2 separate regions of the Homo sapiens genome follow, and region 2 is linked to region 1. Evidence: chromatin contacts called from ENCODE Hi-C or POLR2A ChIA-PET data. All regions are on one chromosome and are shown on one strand. The core of a region is the stretch at or near the end of the contact, and the rest is flanking DNA. Distances in the headings are between cores, read along the strand shown.

The links. Hi-C counts contacts between places; a loop is a spot of excess contacts on that map. ChIA-PET counts read pairs that join two places held with the same protein, here RNA polymerase II (POLR2A). Pooled maps may share reads with other maps.
Region 2: a loop to region 1 is called in a pooled map, with 2.1 times the contacts of the local background. The contact joins two enhancer-like sites. A Hi-C loop is called at or near these places in 2 of 168 maps with a recorded cell type or tissue (Right ventricle myocardium inferior and lower leg skin) and 5 of 50 pooled maps. POLR2A ChIA-PET finds 5 or more read pairs at or near these places in 3 of 52 experiments (A673, H1 and activated T-cell).

The regions. Positions count from the first base shown.
Region 1 is chr7:2,017,612-2,020,401 of GRCh38, forward strand. The region is part of intron 12 of MAD1L1 (mitotic arrest deficient 1 like 1); the gene reads right to left. Among named protein-coding and RNA genes, the nearest start is that of SNORA114, 70 kb to the right of the region's middle. RefSeq lists a silencer at 2,001-2,050 and enhancers at 2,191-2,340, 2,382-2,790. Within about 2 kb of position 1,465, at least 22 of the 41 ENCODE cell types and tissues checked have a DNase peak (open chromatin) inside an H3K27ac peak, as active enhancers do.
Region 2 is chr7:1,960,743-1,963,532 of GRCh38, forward strand. The region is part of intron 15 of MAD1L1 (mitotic arrest deficient 1 like 1); the gene reads right to left. Among named protein-coding and RNA genes, the nearest start is that of MIR4655, 120 kb to the left of the region's middle. RefSeq lists an enhancer at 559-1,758. Within about 2 kb of position 1,354, at least 3 of the 41 ENCODE cell types and tissues checked have a DNase peak (open chromatin) inside an H3K27ac peak, as active enhancers do.

The sequences.
Region 1 (2,790 bases), core at 215-2,714:
GGGAAGGGCACTCCAATCAGAGGGAACAGCGTTGAGTAGGCGCCCAGAGGACCCTTGCGAAAGAGCAAGAGAGATAATGACGCTCATTCCCTCATCAGCAGGTGCTCCGGCGCGCTAATTACCACAGAGCTTTTGAGTATAAGCCCCAAGCATGCCGATGATTCCCACGCAATGAGAGACAGATTCCCAAAGAGGCTGAGAACGCCATAGCAGGGGGCAGGACACCTGGGCAGCAGGGGCTGAGACAGTGGGCAGAATAGGGCCCAGTGCCCTTGGAAGAAGAAACCCAGGGCACAGCCCTTGGGCCTGGGCTTGGGAAGGGCAGGGGAGATCAGAGCAGCGAGACCAGGAAGCCGAGACAGAGACCAGGGCTGCGGGTGGTGAGAGCACCCACAGGAGCGGGAGACTGCAGGACGCCGGCCCTGTTGGAGGTGCTGCAGGCAGGGGAGATATGGACGGAGGCACCGCAGTGGGCAGAGACCGGCCCCGTGGCCCCCAAGCAGCGGTCACTTGAGGTGTGCATGCCCAGGCCAGCCCCCAAGTCAGACCCAACACACACACCCAACGAAGCCCACATCCTGCCTGGACCGTAACTAGATGTGTGACCTTGGGAAAAACAAAGAGCCTCTCTGAGTGTGAGGACACTCAACCACACAGGAGAGGGCAGAGAACGCCTCAGCCTCACTGCGAAGTTCAAATGCAGCATGGCACAGAAAACCAGGCACACGGAACCCGCATACACAGGCGATGAATGCACGGCAGCCACGGTGGTCACTTCTGTCCTCGCTGCTGTCTGCCTGGTTCTTCCACTATGACTACAGCTGCTCGTGAAAGATGGCCAGGAGAGCAGGCAGGTGGGGCAGGCGCGTCCCGCACGATGGGGACAGCCTCTGGCCATGGCCACGCCTGGTGAGGCAGGCGCCCAGCACTCCCTAAGTCCACACCATGGACACAGAGGGCTTCCCTCCTGGGAGTCAGTGGCAGCCTGAAGGGGCTGTGTGAGGCAGGCAGGCAGCTCCATATGCAGAGGCCCCTCCTTAGAGCCCCAGCACCAACCCCCACTTTCCAGAGAAGCCCAGAAGTAAGCTGAGTACCGCGTGCCCCCTCCAATGAAGCAGCAGCCCCTCACCCATCTTCCTCCCTCACCCAGCCTCCGCCACCCACTCCCGCCCGGCCTCTGCCACCAGTGCTGTGGAGCCTGCCTCCCTCCCTCCGCCCCCTCCAGCCCAAGGCCGAGGCCCACTCTGCAAGGGCTCCAAGGCTGTTCTGCACATGCGACATTCTCTGCAGGGCCTCTTCCCAAGCCCATCCCACCTCAGCTCAGCCACCTCCACCCAACTCTGAGTCACTCCACAACTTCTCCTTTTTTTAGAAAAGGAAATGTATGGTCATAAATAGCTGAAAAGCCCTGTTCTAATTACCTCTCCCGACGCATGGAGCCACCACAAGAAACTGAATAGATTCAGGCGGGAACGTGGGGCTGCAGACACGGCTCTGCCCACTGACGCCGGCACCATCTCCTCGCTGCCACCCGCCTCCCCAGAGTCCTCTGCCCACTCTTTCCCCAGACCCCCAGTCACCAGCCTGGACAGGTCTGCTGTGACCCCAGCAGCAAGATCGCCCCAGACAGGAGAAGGCCCTGCTGGGACAGAGGCTGGGAGAGGCAGGAGGCCTCTCTCTGGAACCCTCATCCCAGCTGGTCGTTTCCCAAATGAGCAGGACTCTGGCATCCGTGGGGCCCATCGAGAACATGATGACAGGCGAAAGCGGCAGTAATAAGCGCCTCGGAGGACCCACGCGGGTCAGACAGTCCTGCGCTCCAATCTGACACAGACCAGCTGTGCACCCTTGGGCAAGGGACCTAACGTCTCTGAACCCACCCTCCTTGTGCAAAACGGGGGCACGAATGCCCCAAAGAGTGCTTAAAAGGTGCACCAGGATTAATAAGTACATGGAGACAGCACCCGTCAATGGAAAGGGCAGCAAGGAGGGCCACTTACGGCCACAGGGGTTGGGGGTGGGGGTCGGGCTGCCCGGCCCAGCCCCAGCCACCCCCCACACAAGGCCACGCCTCGCCACCCTCCACCCACGCAAGGCCACGCCTCACCACCCCCAACGCAAGGCCACGCCTCGCCACGCCACAGTGCTGAGTGCACATGAGGCGGCGTCCCTGTGCTCGGCCCACGCCTGCTCCTGGGCCGGATGCCCTGGCCCCCACAACCAACTACAGAACGCTTCGCCTCCTGTCTGTCCCTCGCTTCTCTTTCCTGGGCCTGCTGCCCCTAAACGAGGTTTTTTTTTTTGACAACTGACTGTTTTCAAGTATGATTCACTCAGGCAGATTTTAATTGGTGACATCAGCACAGCATGCTAATGCTACATATGACTTAAGCACACGTTACCTCATTTGATCTTCAGAACCGCCAGGCAGGCACAGGGCTGAGGGAAGAGGACTCAGCAGCTGCGAGCTGTTGTGGCTGCCCTGTCGCTCAGACCACGGAGGGGCAGAGCCCCGGCTGGTGCTGCAAACAGAGGAGCCGCCCAGGCTGCGGCCCTACAGTCCCGGGGTCAGCGCCCAGCCCGGGGAGGCAGTGCCATGGACAGCCTCACTGGTGAGACCACTGGAAGTGGCTCTCCATGATCGGGGGGGGCACTAACCCCCGCTCTGGGCTGCCGGAAGGAGGAACTCACGAGGCCCGAGATTGCTATCCACAGCCCCAGCGTGACCCCAGCATTCCCATCAAGGCGTGCACCCGGCCCCGGCACCATGCGGCCCCCACCCTTGCCTTC
Region 2 (2,790 bases), core at 104-2,603, 57 kb before region 1:
ACGGGCAAAAAATCAGGAGGACAAGGACCACATGATCAGCCAACTTGACCTATTTCACCTGGATAAATGCTTCGACTCTTAAGAGCAGGAGACCCAGTCTTTTCAGGAGCACTTGAACTATGTACCAAGAAGACCTCATGCTAAACCATAAAAGAAGGCTCAGTCTATTTAGGAATTTCATAATTCTAACTATGTTATAGGACCATCATGGAATTAAACTAGCAATCAGCACCAGAAAGTCATCTGGAAAATACTACTGACAAAAGCATCCAACACCATGAAATACACAGAGATGGAACGGAACAGGCCAAGAAAAACCTGCACGTGACAAGCTCCGAGCACTGTGAAGAGAGCTCCAGGGCAACCTCCACACAGGGAGAGAGAGAGGCCTTGTCCACAGGCTGGGAGACTCTGGGTGTTGGGAACGCACTTCTCCCCCAAATTAATCCACAGAATCAGCAACCTCAGTCAAAATCCCACAGGCTTCTTTGTACAAATTGGCAAGCTGATTCTAAAATTCATATGGAGATGTAATGGACCTAGAATAGAGAAAACAACATTGACAATGAAAAAGGAGGGGCTACCTAATTTCACCAACTACGTTAAAGCCGTAGTAATCACAACAGTGCAGTACTGGTCTGCAAGACAGACAGACCGATCAAACAAAACAGAGTCCAGAAATAGGAGCACAAACACAACCAATTTTTGAAAAATATATGAAGGCAATTCAGCGTAGAAAGGACAAACTCTTCAACAAATGGTTCTGGAACAACTGGGTGTTCTTGGGGGAAATAAAGAATTAAAATCTTGTACAATAAATGAAAATCCTGCTCAATCCTGAACCAAAAGTTACAAAGTTATTAAAAGAAAATACAGGAGAAAATCTTGTAAATTTGGGACAGCCAAAGATTTCTTAGCTATGATACCTGATAGGGTTTGGCTGTGTCCCCACCCAAATCTCATCTTGAATTGTAGCTCCCATAATCCCCATGTGTTGCGGGAGGGATATGGTGGGAGATAATGAATCAGAGGGCAGTTTCCCCCATACCATTCTCGTGTGTTGTGGGAGGGACATGGTGGGATATAATGAATCACAGGGCGGTTTCCCCCATACCATTCTCGTGTGTTGTGGGAGGGACATGGTGGGAGATAATGAATCACAGGGCGGTTTCCCCCATACCATTCTCGTGTGTTGTGGCAGGGACGTGGTGGGAGATAATGAATCACAGGGTGGTTTCCCCCATACCATTCTCGTGTGTTGTGGGAGGCCTGTGGTGGGAGATAATGAATCACAGGGCGGTTTCCCCCATACCGTTCTCACGTGTTGTGGGAGTGATGTGGTGGGAGATAATGAATCATAGGGCGGTTTCCCCCATACCATTCTCATCTATTGTGGGAAGGACACGGTGGGAGATAATGAATCACAGGGATGGTTTCCCACATACCATTCTCGTGGTCGTGAATAAGTCTCACAAGATCTGATTTTATAAGGGGTTTCCCCTTTGGCTTGGCTCTCATTCTCTCTTGTCTGCCACCATGTAAGATGTGCCTTTTGCCTGCTGCCATGATTGTGAGGCCTCCCCAGCCATGTAGAACTGTGAGTCCATTCAATCTCTTTTTCTTTATAAATTACTCAGTCCGGGTATGTCTTTATCAGCAGCATGAAAATGGACTAATATCCAAAGGATCATATATAACAGAAAACATTGAAAAATTGGACTTTATCATAAAAAAACTTCTCTTCAAAATACCTGATGAAAGAACGAAAAGACAAGACACAGACTGGGAGAAAATATTTGGAAAGCAAATAATCTGATAAAGGCCTTGTATCCAGAACATATAAAGAGCTCTCCCAAACTCAACAGTAAGAAAAATAATCAAATTTTAAAATGGACAAAAAAACAGGTGCTTTACCAAAGAAGATCTACAGATGACAAGTGAGCTGAATGAAAAGATGTTCAACATCATTAGTCATTTGTGAAATAAAAAATAAAAGGCCACAGTGAGACATGACTGCCAACCTATTAGAAAGCCTAAATGAAAACCTTTAAAAAACTAGCCGGGTGTGGTGGTGCACACCTGTAGTCCCAGCTACTCAGGAGGCTGGGGTGGGAGGATCACTTGAGCCCAGGAGTCAGAGGCTGCAGGCAGCTATGATCCCACCACTGCACTCCAGCCTGGGCAACAGAGCAAGACCCTGTCTGTAAAAGAAACATTTAAAAAAATAAAAGAGGGACTAAGGAAAAAGACTGTGCTGCATGCTGGTGAGGAGAAGCTGCACACCAACTACTCTGGAAGACGGGCAACCTCGGAACACGTTACACACGTGACCGCCAGCCACTCCACACTAGGCGTTTACCTGAAAGAAAACGAAGTCGATTTCTACATGGGACTTTATTTATAATATCCAGCAGTTTCAGAATAGCCAAAAACCAGAAAAACTCCAAATGTCCATCGCAAGGGAACGTATAAACTGGTGTCTCCATACGACAGAACACAACTCAGCAGTGAAGACAACACAGCTGTGTGCACAGTGATCTCTCCCCCAACCAGCCATGCTGCGTGGAAGAAGCAAAAAGAGGGAGACCACATGCTCCAGGACCAACGCCATGCCCAGAAGACTCGACAGCCGCCCGCCAATCTACAGTGATGGAAAGCACGTCGGCGGGTTTGGGGTGGGGAGAGGAGGCAGGGAGGAGGGATTCCTGTCAAACAAGAGCACATGTCTGGGGGTCTTGAATATGAATGTGGTAACGGCTCCATGGGTGTATGTGTGTGTACATGCAAATT